2 separate regions of the Homo sapiens genome follow, and region 2 is linked to region 1. Evidence: read pairs that join two places in POLR2A ChIA-PET (ENCODE). Cell type or tissue: Panc1. All regions are shown on one strand.

Region 1 (2,500 bases):
ATTAGAAAACAGGGCTGTATCATATCTCAGGGTGGCAAAAATCTCCTATATGGCTGATGGGAATAAAAATTGGTACCTCCCTTATAGAGATCAACTTGACAAGATTCAACAAAACTGTCTAACCCTGTAATCCCATTTCTGGGAATTTATCTTGATATAGCTGTCAGGGAAGAAAATGATATACGTACAAAGGCATTCACTGCAGCATTTGTAATAGCACAAATTTGGACATAACACAAATGTCCATTCACAGAGGACTGGAAAATGAACTATGGCACAGCCATGTGATAGAACACTATGCAGCTGTAGCAACAACAAAAGGACAAGAAACTCTGTGTGTACCAAGATGGAAATGAAACCGTCCCAACAAACTTTATAAAATTAATCAGGGGCCAGGTGCGGTGGCTCACACCTGTAATCCCAGCACTTTGGGAGGCCAAGGCAGGCTGATCACTTGAGGTCAGGAGTTCGAGACCAGCCTGGCCAACATTGTGAAACCCCGTCTCTACTAAAAATACAAAAATTAGGCTGGACACAGTGGCTCACACCTGTAATCCTAGCACTTTGCGAGGCTGAGGCAGGCAGATTACCTGAGGTCAGGAGTTCAAGACCAGCCTGGCCAACATGGTGAAACTTTGTCTTTACTAAAAATACAAAAAATTAGCCGGGTACAGTGGGGTGCGCCTATAATCCCAGCTACTCTGCCGAGGTGCACACCTGTAATCCCAGCTACTCTGGAGGCTGAGGCAGGAGAATTGCTTGAACCTGGGAGGCAGAGGTTGCAGTGAGCTGAGATCACGCCACTGCACTCTAGCCTGGGCTACAGAGCGAGACTTGGTCTCAAAAAAAAAAAAAAAGTACAAAAATTAGCTGGCATGGTGGCGCACACCTGTAATCCCAGCCACTCGGGAGGCTGAGGCAGGAGAATCGTTTGAACCCGGGAGGTGGAGGTTGCGGTGAACTGAGATCACACCACTGCACTCCGAGTGAGACTCCATCTCAAAATAAAATAAAATAAATCAGGGAGGAAGGGAGGGAGAGAAATGAAAATAAACAAAGCTTGCAGCACATTCAGCATTCATCATGAGGTCATGTTGAACTCTGAGCCATTTCCTCATAGTTGTTTGCTGCCTACTGTCCCAGAATCATGCGGACCCTGTCATCAGACAACTTAAGCTTGCAAAACATTGTTTTCCACCTGAGGTATTCTTTCAGGTCCTGCATATCAGTGAAACTACTGATGACAGCCATTGTGAAAGACCCCACAGGGAGCTAACTCACCAAAGAATGCAGTTTCTACATCCTGATGATTTCACCCCCTTTACCCCAACCCATAAACGATACCAAATTTCCAGCCTCTCCCCCTCTACAATCCCCTTAAAAACCCCAGCTCAGGCCGGGCACGGTGGCTCACTCCTGTAATCCCAGCACTTTGGGAGGCCGAGGTGGGCAGATCAAGAGGTCAGGAGTTTGAGACCAGCCTGACCAACACGGTGAAACCGTGTCTCTACTAGAAATACAAAAATTAGCCGGGTATGGTGGCACACACCTATAATCCCAGCTACTCAAAAGGCTGAGGCACAAGAATTGCTTGAACCTGGGAGGCAGAGGTGGCAGTGAGCTGAGATCCTGCCACTGCACTCCAGCCTGGGCAACAGAGCGAGACTCTGTCTCAAGAAAAAACAAAACAAACAAACAAACAAACAAACCCAGCTCAGAATTCCTTGGGGAGATGGATTTGAAGGTCTCCTCCTGTTACAGTAGATAGCTAGTCAGGCATGAGCAGAGCAGGAGAGGCCCCCACCCCCTAACCCCAGGAATGTCAAGCAACCATTGGGTGATGGTCAGGCAGTTGTTAAGCTATCTCGCTAAAATAATAATTGATTGCAGCTGGTGCCAGAGAAAGGCAGTCTCCCAAAAGATAGAAACACCTGAAACTGGTGATCAGCAGCTTCCCATAAGATCTCAGGAGCTGGGCGAGTAGGCTCAAGCATGGGCACTAAGAGGCAAAATCGCAGATGATCACTAACAGGCAAAATCGCCGATGATCTTCCTCTAGGAACACTGGACTGGTAAGGGAAACACATCTTGAGTGAGCATGCCCACAACTCCAGTAAACACACTGCACATGCGCCCCTACCCAAGTGCTGACAGGCCACCATGCATGTGGACAGCCCACCCCAAGGGAAGAATCAGGGGAGAAGGGATGCAAGACCCTGGAAGTATGCCAACCCCGAGTCAAGGTCAAACAGCGCACTTGATCTCTCAGGTCAACTGCTTGGTTCTCTTCCAAGTGTCCTTTACTTCCTTTCATTCCTGCTCTAAAGCTCTTTAATAAACTTCGCTCCTGTTCTAAAACTTGCCTCAGTCTCTCACTCTGCCTTATGCCCCTCAGTTGAATTCTTTCTTCTGAGGAGGCAAGAACTGAGCTTGCTGCAGACCATGTAAATTCAGCGCTGGTAACACTCCCATCTCCTCAGTTGGCTGCCCTGCGATCACT
Region 2 (2,500 bases), 810 kb after region 1:
CACTCTTTTTCTTTTCTTTTTTTAAGACAATCTCGCTCTGTCACCCAGGCTGGAGTTCAGTGGCTCTATCTCAGCTCACTGTAACCTCCACCTCCCAGGTTCAAGGGATTCTCCTGCCTCAACCTCCCAAATAGCTGGGATTACAGGGGCGTGCCACCACCCCCAGCTAATTTTTGTATTTTTAGTAGGGATGGGGTTTCTCCATGTTGGCCAGGCTGGTCTCAAACTTCTGACCTCATGTGATCCACCGTCCTCAGCCTCCCAAAGTGCTGGGATTACAGGCATGAGCCACCACACCTGGCTGTATTTTTCAGTATCATGTTATAAGAACTATCACCCCCAGGCTGGGCGCAGTGGCTCACGCCTGTAATCCCAGCACTTTGGGAGGCCGAGACGGGCGGATCACGGGGTCAAGAGATCGAGGCCATCCTGGATAAAATGGTGAAACCCCATCTCTACTAAAAATACAAAAAAATTATCCGGGCGTGGTGGCAGGCGCCTGTAGTCCCATACTCGGGAGGCTGAGGCAGGAGAATGGCCTGAACCCGGGAGGCGGAGCTTGCAGTGAGCTGAGATTGCACCACTGCACTCCAGCCTGGGCGACAAGCGAGACTCCGTCTCAAAAAAAAAAAAAAAAAAAAGAACTATCACCCCCAAAATTCTAGCTTTTCCTCCAGACTGATTATTTTAATAAGACAAATACTTTTTTAAATTACAAATGCAAAATGGGAAAGAGAAATTACTATTTTTACTAGCATTATAAGAAGTTACAAAAGCCAGGCGCGGTGGTTCACGCCTGTAATCCCAGCACATTGGGAGGCCGAGGCAGGGAGATCACCTGAGGTCAGGAGTTCGAGACCAGCCTGACCAACATGGAGAAACCCCCTGTCTCTACTAAAAAAAATAAAAAATTTGCCGGGCGTGATAGTACATGCCTGTAATCCCAGCTACTCGGGAGGCTGAGGCAGGAGAATCTCGCTTGAACCTGGGAGGCGGAGGTTGCAGTGAGCTGAGATCACGCCATTGCACTCCAGCCTGGGCAACAAGAGCAAAACTCCGTCTCAAAAAAAAAAAAAAAAAAAAGAAGTTACAAATAGCCCAGGGGTGGTACCACAGTGGCTCATGCCTGTAGCCGTACTCCCAGCTACTCAGGAGGCTAAGGCAGGAGAATTGCTTGAACCCGGGAGGTGGAGGTTGCAGTGAGTCGAGATCGCCATTGCACTCCAGCCTAGGCAACAAGAGCGAAACGCCCTCTCAAAAAAAAAAAAAAAAAAAAAAAGTGTGTGGCATCCCCCTACTCAGGCCAAGTCTCTCTCTTGCTCTTGCTCTCACTGTGTGATACACTGGGTCCTACTTGGCTTTCTGTAATGATTGGAAGCTTCCTGAGGCCTCACCAGAAACTGAGCAGATGCCTGGTGCCATGATTTTTTTTTTTTTTTTTTTTTTAAGTAGAGATGGGGTTTCACCGTTTTGGTCAGGCTGGTCTGGAAATCCTGACCTTGTGATCCGCCTGCTTCGGCCTCCCAAAGTGTTGGGATTACAGGCGTGAGCCACCGCACCTGGCCAGGTATTTCTTTATAGCAGCACAAGAACGGCCTAAAACATTCCAAATGAAACCTCTCTCTCTATGGAAAACGCTACTGTTTTTAAGATGGGCTGCCCCTGGCCAGGCGCGGTGGTTCATACCTGTAATCCCAGCACTTTGGGAGGCTGAGGTGGGTGGATCACAAGGTCAGGAGATCGAGACCATCCTGGCTAACACGGTGAAACCCCATCTCTACAAAAAAATAGAAAAAATTAGCTGGGTGTGGTGGCGGGTGCCTGTAGTCCCAGCTACTCGGGAGGCTGAGACAGAAGAATGACCTGAGCCCGGGAGGTGGAGCTTACAGTGAGCCAAGATCACTTCACTGCACTCCAGCCTGGGTGGCAGAGGGAGACTCTGTCTCAAAAAAAAAAAAAAAAAAAAAAAGACGGGCTGCCCTTCAACAGGTGCTGCTTACATCAAGGTAAGTATCTCCCCTGAGCTTCCCAGTCTGAGGAGTTTCCTAAAGCCTGGAATCCTTTGCTGCCAGCCCTGAAATAGGAAAGCTGTGAGTGTCTGTTGTCCTTCATTCCTCCTCAGCAGTTAGGGAGCTGTTCTGGTGCCAAATCCTGGACAAAATAACAAGAGCATGAACTTGAAGTTGCCCAGGGCCTGATTACCCAGATCTACACACCTGACTCTACTGAACTACAGAAAAGGCCACCAAAAACCAGATGGTGGGAAATGACCATTTTACCCTGATTTATTAATCACAAGCATATTCATCTGGTCTAACATGCAGCTGATGCCAGTTAATGTCGTATGAAGTCCCCTGAACTAAGGTAGGCTTAGACTTGAATTTCCTGGCAGTAGCACTAGTAGAGCCTCATTATCCTACAGATAACTACTTAGTTAAAAGGTAAAATCCCCAATCTTAAAGTCTGTGTGGATGACCCCAATGTATTTTATTTTTTGAGA

What was found. Peaks named below come from ENCODE experiments on the same cell type or tissue, not always from the same donor. Only the 100,000 strongest peaks of a DNase experiment are listed, where the experiment ranks them.
Region 2: POLR2A ChIA-PET joins it to region 1 with 9 read pairs; 2 of 35 experiments call an interaction of 5 or more read pairs at or near these places.

The regions. Positions count from the first base shown.
Region 1 is chr1:11,266,485-11,268,984 of GRCh38, reverse strand. No RefSeq gene overlaps it. Among named protein-coding and RNA genes, the nearest start is that of MTOR, 5.2 kb to the right of the region's middle. In Panc1, no CTCF peak of the experiment used is centred here; a DNase peak (open chromatin) is centred at 1,116.
Region 2 is chr1:10,453,636-10,456,135 of GRCh38, reverse strand. No RefSeq gene overlaps it. Among named protein-coding and RNA genes, the nearest start is that of CORT, 4.9 kb to the right of the region's middle. In Panc1, no CTCF peak of the experiment used is centred here; no DNase peak of the experiment used is centred here.